Regions from separate parts of the Mus musculus genome. Here region 1 is linked to region 2. Evidence: chromatin contacts called from ENCODE Hi-C data. All regions are on one chromosome and are shown on one strand. The core of a region is the stretch at or near the end of the contact, and the rest is flanking DNA. Distances in the headings are between cores, read along the strand shown.

Evidence for each region. Hi-C counts contacts between places; a loop is a spot of excess contacts on that map.
Region 1: a loop to region 2 is called in a map of adrenal gland, with 2.6 times the contacts of the local background. The contact joins two enhancer-like sites. A Hi-C loop is called at or near these places in 2 of 37 maps with a recorded cell type or tissue (adrenal gland and gastrocnemius).

The regions. Positions count from the first base shown.
Region 1 is chr14:27,943,735-27,947,988 of GRCm38, forward strand. All of the region lies in intron 7 of Erc2 (ELKS/RAB6-interacting/CAST family member 2), which reads left to right. Among named protein-coding and RNA genes, the nearest start is that of Gm34996, 69 kb to the left of the region's middle. Within about 2 kb of position 1,693, at least 1 of the 3 ENCODE cell types and tissues checked has a DNase peak (open chromatin) inside an H3K27ac peak, as active enhancers do; it is gastrocnemius, where a contact is called at or near this core.
Region 2 is chr14:27,799,121-27,803,372 of GRCm38, forward strand. All of the region lies in intron 4 of Erc2 (ELKS/RAB6-interacting/CAST family member 2), which reads left to right. Among named protein-coding and RNA genes, the nearest start is that of Gm45645, 40 kb to the right of the region's middle. Within about 2 kb of position 1,837, at least 1 of the 3 ENCODE cell types and tissues checked has a DNase peak (open chromatin) inside an H3K27ac peak, as active enhancers do; it is gastrocnemius, where a contact is called at or near this core.

The DNA.
Region 1 (4,254 bases), core at 443-2,942, 140 kb after region 2:
AGGCTCCCCTGGTATTTATGATGTGATGGAGGCTGGCCCAGAAGATTCTACACCGACATGGTTCCTTCTTCTTGATGGATCAGGAGAGTTTAGGGAAGATCTGAAGGTAGAAGGGTCAAGAAATCTGCTGCTGAATAAGGCATGGACAATGAGGAGTAATTTCAGGATAAATGGGCCTCCCCAGAGCTTGAATTTGCTTCTCTTTGATCTTAAGGTTAGAGGCTGGTCTGCAGGCGGTCAGGTACCCACTGGTCTCTAGACACTGCCAAATGTATCTGGGGGCAAGACAGATCTGAGTAAGAGCCTGTCATCAACGTGTTCTATGGCTTAAGGTTTACAAGAAGAGCAAGGCAGAGAGCTTACTCAGCAGATGGTAATTTTTTTTTTCCATCTCATAAGAGGAGGAAGGTTTTGCCCACGTACACAATAATGACTTTTGAAGCCAGGACAAATTTGCAAGGTGCTTCTTCTCAAGAACAAATCTGTCCATGCCACTTCTATCTGCTGTCAAGACAAAATCTAGAGTCTTTAGTGAGGCTCAGTTCATCTGTTTCACTTTAGCTGTCCCCAACAGTGCAGATCAGTAGAACTCCTCAGGCAGAACAAATTGTCTTAAGGTTCTTAAGCCAGTCATGCGATCTCCAGGATCGAGATTTGAGATCTTCTCTGTCTCTGGCCATCCTTTGAGCTTACTCCCCTCTGTCCCTTGGGCCATAGCTTCATTAGCTCCTCTTACAGACAGATGCCACTCATTCATCTTAGATGAACTTAGATGACACTATTCTATCCTTTATTTGCTCATGGTAAAAGACTTTTGTCTGGCTTGCTTATTGGTCTGTCTTTCTGAAGAGGTTATCAGCCCACTGATGAAGGCAGATCTCTCTCTTCAGAACTAACACAGACCCTGGTGTTTATAAAACAAGGGATTGCCAAGTATTTCCAAATATTATTAACCCAAATTTTGTGAATAATACCACCCACCACCTTTAATGTGGTGCTGAAAATGAGACCACAAGCCTTGAACATGCTCGCTAGGCCAGGCTCTACTACTGGGCCACGTCAAGGCTGTGTTTATGCTTTTTTTCTTTTTAAAGCAGGGTTTCAATTAAAAAATAAAACAACCCCCCTCACTTATTCATATTAATGACTTCAAGAAGCTAGCTGGGCTTGTTGGAGGAGAACTCCTTGGTTTTCAAGAAGAAATTCCAGTTTTTGTCTACTTTAGAAGTTTAGAATATCAAAAGGACACAGAATGGCAGTTTCTGCTTTATTTTTCTATTCAAAGTGAACCTTTTCTTCAAAAAACTCTGAGGCTGGTAGACTCTTGTGTCCCTTTAAGTTGAATTATCTTAGTGTACTTATCTTTCATTTTTTTCTTTTTTTAAAAAAATATAATTCTGATATATTTCCCAGAAGGTGTGGGAGCTGGTAGATACGCGGGGTAAATACAATCCACAGAACTCTTTACAGACTCTCAGTGTTTTGTTCTTTGTTTTGGACTTCATTATTTGCTTGCTTGTTTGTTTTTTAATGAAAAAAAAACAGTGAAAATGAAAAATATAATGAAAACATTTCATGTAATAGCTCAGCTTTCTACTTTCTTATGAGCAGTGTGACACTCTGTAGAAAGCCTGGCTTCCTCTTGGCTCCCTCAGGCTGGAACTGAGGGGCATTTGGCTGCCCCCTGGGGTAAGAGCCTGCTCTGTAGCCAGCTCAGGAAGCACACAGCCCAGGTTATTCTTTACTCGGAATCTCCACAGCCAGGCAGCTTCAACTGCAGTGTTTAGTCTGAGTCATGAGGTAAAGGGAGGGAAAGGCTAGCCAGCCTGTGGATGAATAAAACATGAGTGTAAGAACATCCAGGTGACAAGGATCCTGTGACAACTGGTATTCAAAGTGTCCCATTTTTATGGATCCAAAGTTTACCAAAGAAGCCAACTAAAATCTATTTGCTGTTCCCCGCACCACCACTGGTTGCACAGGGTTGAAGTACTGGGATGCTTCTTGGCCAAGACAAATGCAGGTCTGAGAGCAGACCTTTCAATGCTCTCTCTCTTCTGTGGCTCGGAGAAACCCAATTTCCTCTGGCTGGAACATTTTCATCTCTAATGAATGACTTCCTGCCCTTTATTCGGGGGCACAGCACTCTAATGGCTTTCTCAGGTCCTGATTTAGGAGGCAGAGGAGCTTAGGTGTTGGAAGAACTAATGTTTTCATGACCTATCCCGTTCCTGTGAGATCTCGGTTGAGTCCTCCGCTTTCCATCCCTAAAATAGGAGAGATGATGCTGTCTCTCACTATCAGGAATGATGCAACGATCTTAAGCCGTTCAATAAATAGTAGTGTTTTGTTATGGTTACACTATTGTTGTTTTAAGTGGAAGCTGGAATGAGGCCCCTCAGATACTCTCACGGGGCTTCTAAAGCGCGCACGTGAATGTGAGGATCCTTTGAGGGAAAGCACGTGAATGTGAGGATCCTTTGAGGGAAAGCAATCTTTCCCGTCCATAATGTGTTGTTGTCCCGCCTGCAGACGCTCTCATCTTCCTCGGTGACAAAAGTGGCTTTTGTGGTATCTATGTCTTTGAGGTGGGAAAGGAATGTGAAGGTCATGCTGAGGTCCTCATGGCCACAGTAGAGATTCAGAGAGCAAGCAGGTCCTGTCTGCCAACACTGACCTCATGGGGATGTGACTGAGTCTCAGTGGGGACATCATCCTGTTCCATGAAATAGAACTCTATTTTCATAATCTTTGCCGAGATTACAGAGAACAGAATTTCATCCATCTATGCCTGGAAAATAACTCTGCACTGAGAACTTTGCCAAGAGGAGAAAAACAGAGGAAGAATATTTTTCTCTTCTCTCTAATTTGATTATCCCAAATTTCTTTGTTAAAGACAATTGTCAAAGATATGAAAATGGTTTTTAAGTCCATTCTCTTGTGACACTGTCTTCTGAATAATTTGGATAGCATGTGTAATCCTGAAATAACCAAGAGTGTTTTTTTTTAAGCTTTTACTTTACTTTGATAAAGTTTAAATATATTGCAACTTAATGATGTTAATGAAATCATTAACATAGTGGGGGAAATAAATAGTGGGGGAAAAGGATCTATAGAGAGGATACACATGAGATCACCCTAGTTTTTGATCTTCTGAGGGGACACATTCAATAATTTCTTTCTTTTTTTTATTTATAGTTTTTTTTAATTATGTATTTTCCTCATTTACATTTCCAATGCTATCCCAAAAGTCCCCCATACCCTCCTCCCCCACTCCCCTACCCACCCATTCCCACTTTTTGGCCCTGGCGTTCCCCTATACTGGGGCATATAAAGTTTGCATGACCAATGGGCCTCTTTTTCCAGTGATGGCCGACTAGGCCATCTTCTGATACATATGCAGCTAGAGACACGAGCTCCGGGGGGTATTGGTTAGTTCATAATGTTGTTCCACCTATAGGGTTAGCTCCTTGGGTACTTTCTCTAGCTCCTCCATTGGGGGCCCTGTGATCCATCCAATAGCTGACTGTGAGCACATCCACTTATGTGTTTGCTAGGCCCCGGCATAGACTCACAAGAGACAGCTATATCGGGGTCCTTTCAGCAAAATCTTGCTAGTGTATGCAATGGTGTCAGCGTTTGGAGGCTGATTATGGGATGGATCCCTGGATATGGCAGTCTCTAGATGGTCCATCCTTTTGCCTCAGCTCCAAACTTTGTCTCTGTAACTCCTTCCATGGGTGTTTTGTTCCCAATTCTAAGAAGGGGCAAAGTGTCCACTGGTCTTCGTTCTTCTTGAGTTTCATGTGTTTCGCAAATCAGTAATTTCTTGCTCTCACAAATTCTTAAAGTTTCTGACAAACATGATAAAACTTAGCAGTTTCAAAAAGTGAATGTTGTAGGATATTTTACCATTTGTATAAACTTTTAGCATTGTTAGTAGTCAAAATGTAGACTCCTCTAATGTTTCCAGTATGGTCCCCATTCTGTCATTTGTAACAATGTGTAAAATATGCTGTGTAAACCTCTGCTGACCAGGACCATTGCTCCCTATGTTACTTTCTCAGGGACTCCCATTGTGCTGTGGGCTTGGGCCTCACTCCATGCGTGTTCTCTGCTCATCTGAAGACATTTGTTAAGGTTTATGCTCCTTGATAAAGGTGTGGTCTTCTGAACAGTGAATGAAAAACATTTAGACTGTGTGTTCAGCCCATAAAAACACGGAGGACCTACTGAAATATAGACTCAGTGTAG
Region 2 (4,252 bases), core at 587-3,086:
TGCCCCAATTAGTAATTTCCAGTGGCTTGCCTAGAGGCACTTACTTACCTAGAGGCTTGCCTGTAGTCTTACCTAGAGGGTTTGTTTATTTATTTATTTATTTATTTATTTTGTGATATCATTTTTGTAGCTTTGACTATAGCAAGATTTTCAATGGAGTGTAAGTTGTGTTTTAAGGGAAAACAGTTTGATCATGAAGTTTGCAAATAATATGCTAAAACTGAATGATAGGATTACAATGTCATAGCGATATAATGGTAAGAAAATGTATTTGTTTATATCTCTATATATACATATATATGTATAAGTGCATGTATATATACGGCATATTACATAGTTAGTAGAACATTTAGTTTGGGCCCATGCACAGCATCCAGTTAGCACTTACACAGCTTACCAATGAAGGTCACATAGTTTTGCTTTCACAGATGTGGACCGTGAGGCTACGTATGTTTATTTTCACATTTCTGGGAAGCAGAAGGGATGGATCTGGTCAGTGGCCTCCTCAAGCACTTGTGCAGAACAATCACATTTCTGAGTGTGTGCCCTGAGGATATTTGAATGTTGCTACTTTTCTGTTGACTCTCTGTCTTAGTTTCCTTTCCTGTTGGCTGTGACACAACATCCTGACCAAAGCAACACAAGGGAGAAGGACTTGACTTGGTTCCCCATCATCATGTTGGAAATTCAGTGTCAGGAGCTGGCCACATTGCATCTGCAGTCCACAGACAGGGAATGGTTCCTCTCACAATTACCACGTGTCTTCTCTAGGCAGTTTACACAGTTAAGACACTACCCACAGCATGGCCGGAGACCCATCTCCTGGATAACTCTAGGTGCTGTCAGCTTGGCAATGAGCATTACCACAGTGAGCTGCCATCGAGTTGCTTGAGGGTGAGGGTTTTTCTAGGATGCTGGACTATTCATGCCAGAATGACCTTGGTGGGACATGGAGAAGATGGCCACTGTTCCCTTGTACACTCTGGCAGAGACCAGGTAGGTAAGCACAACCTGGAAATGACTGAACTGTCTCGTTATCCTTCACAGTGTTCCTGTGTTCCAGTCTGAGTTGTACTGTAGGCTCCCTATCGGAAGGAATAGAATATGAGAAGACAGTGCAGAGACCTTTGAGTTCCTGTCTCCACCCGTGCTCTTCCTCGCAGTCCTTTAAAGAGATGGAGATGAATTATAGAGAAATGCACAGATATTTATGTCCTTCATGAGCTGGCAGAGCCATGTGACTGCAGCTCAGTGTGGGCCATAGTGCTTGCTTTCAGCCAGATGTTGCCACCTTGGCTTTACCTTGGTAGATTTTAGTATCTTGTGGGGGGGGGGGGCTTTCATCCCTCATGTGACCCTGAAACCTCATGTGAACCTCATGTGAGCTGTTCCTCTTCCACTACAGAAAGTCAGAGACTCGAATCCAGTATTTAGCAGTTATCGAATTCCGTGGAATTAGAAAACTTAGTGATAAAGGTGCCTGGTTTCGAAGGGCAATTTGCTGTTGCAAAGCTTCTGCTTCTTTGGGGGGCCTCCTTCAGATCTCATCACGTCCTGTCGGATGATCTGCCTAGAGAACCTGGCCACTGATAAGAGGAAGCCTATTTGATCAGGCTTTGGAAAAATCAGAATAAATACCTTCAAAACTGATTTTGTGCTCTCATTGAACCTGAACATTTGTTTTTTAACCAACTACTTTGCAAATTTGGCCACTTAGTTTTGCAGTCTGTTTTGGCCTTAAACGGCTCGGGTACAGCAGATGGGAGGTCCTGCTGTTTGCCGTGATAACTGACTCTGGAATGCTGTCCTTGGAATGGCTTTCAGTGTGACGTATTCACGCACTATTCATTAGCCAATGGGGTAGGAGAGGACCCCTTCCTTAGAAGACAACTCTTCAAGACTGACCAGCCTCACCCTTTACATGTTAACACTCTAAAAATGATTAAACACTCTGAGGGAGTCCTTTAAAGTGACAGCTGCTTGAATGTTCCTGGTGGTCATCAGAGGAAGTGGCCTCAGCTGGCGGGAAACTTTCCTTCTCACACAGAGCCAGGATTAGCAGCATCTGTTATTATTATTATCATCTGTTAAACAGTGATATCTTTGAATAGTTTTAGGAATTCAGGGTTATATGCCTCTATGGTAGAGGTCTCAGATGATGGCCTTTTATTTAAAATCGTGTGTGTGTGTGTGTGTGTGTGTGTGTGTGTGTATGCTGGCTCATGCTGTGTATGTGCCTGCGTGTATATTTGTGTGTGTGTTCATGTATGCAGAAACCAGAGGTCAATGTTGGGGTGTCTTCCTAAATTGTTTTGTTATTCTTTGTGGCATGGATTACTGAGCCTGTTTGACTGGCTGGCTAGCAAGTTCTAGAGAACTACCAGTCTCTCCCTCCCAAGTGCCGCTATGGCCATGGCTGATTGAGATGTGAGCTCAGGGCCTTGTGCTTGTGTGGCAAGCACTATACTGAGGAGCCACCTCATCGCCCCAGTTAAGCAGCTCTCAGCCCTGTTTTTCTTTCTCCTTTGGCTTTATTTAGTGTGTCTCACTGAATTTGGAGTTTGCTATTTCAGCTAGCAAGACAGACTAGCTAGCAGACAAACCCTGGAGTGCGTCTGACTCAGGCCCTACAGATGTCTGTGCACCTGGCTCTTCCATGGGCAGCAAGGTCTTTACCCTGTTAGCCATTCCTAGCCCTGTATTCTTGATATTTTAATTTTTTCCTGGCTCTTTCTGTGCCTCCAAAAAAAAAAAAAAAAGCCAAAAGAGAAAGAGAAAATTGCTGGCCTTGAGGATGAGCTGGGATGGGATCTTGAGAACCCTTACATGCCTTGAGAAGTGCATGCCTTGGGTCTCCTCTGAGCACAGCCTCACATAGCTTTTCTGTATCTCCACACACATGGTATAATCTGAAAAGTCATAGCTCTTGAATTTACCTTTTATGAATCTAGCTGGAGTCCATCTTGGGTTGATTTTATACCTGTTCCCATCAGAACCACATGACAGTTTTTTGGCTTCTTGATACCACTTTCCATAAACCCAAAGTTCAGGGCCACAAATATATACTATAACTAAATATTAAGGTAATATCCTAGTTCATACCTAAAACCTATTAAAACTTGTCATAATCCCTGTTCCCCTCTACTCCCAGTATTTACTAGTTCTAATCCACTCAGATATAATTCTTGTTTTAAGAATATTCTTAATTGTATCTATATTTTCCTATATAATAATCCACTCTTTAGCCACAAAAGAGGAATGGAAAACCCAATTTTATGTGTTATAAATGAGACATGTTGTTTTGAGGTGAGGTGAATTGTCCTGTAGAATTGCAATGCACATCATCTTCCAAGATTTAAACCTTACCGTGTGAGGAAGGTTACAGTTGAGATGACAAGGATCTACAGAGTAAATCAGTGTTAAGTCCCTAAGCAGCCACCTGGTAAATGAGTAAGAGTTGGTTTTCATATCTAATCCACTCTGGTAAATATTGTGGGTAGAGAGAAACTAAATCAAAATTGTTCAAGTGGAGTTTTGGACACTTCAGATGATTTTCTCTGTGTCTACGTCTTCACATCATGTGATTATGATATGATATGATAATAAAGTGGTGTCTGTAGACCAGAATTGGCCAGCTATGGTCTACGGGCCGAGTCAAGATGGTATTTATTTTGGTAGGTGGAGTCCATTGAAGGTTTAGCATACCCATTTGTTTCTTTACTGCCCTTGGCTGCTTTTGAGCTACAATAGCAGATTGGAGTTTTTGTAACTAAAGACATTTGGCCCTTAAAACTACAATGTTTGTTATCTGGCCCTTTCCAGGGAAGCTTCCAAAACCTTGGTTTCGTCTGAGGCAGCAGGGTTATGAATTGCACTGAGGGAATCCTAAAGTCCCGAGGGTAGACCAGTATCTTTCCTAGGGTAAGGTTTAGCAGGCTTGGGTATGTAGCCCTATGACCTCTGTTTCATCCAGAGTATGTCGACTGCCCTGTTTGCTGTTAGTCTTCTGTGTGTGACTTGATCAGAAGAGATTATTGTCTTGTATAAAAATAATGTCAGACTTACTGATCTGAGAGCACAAGCAGTCATTTCATAGAGAGAGCTTTACCTACTTGATTGTAAATTGCGATGGGAACCTTAACAGGAAGTCTCCAATCAAGGGAAACAAAATCATTGATGGGAATTTGGAAACTGGGATAAACCTGTTAAGTATTGACCTACTGGAAACTGCCTTTAGCTCTCCAGCTACTGT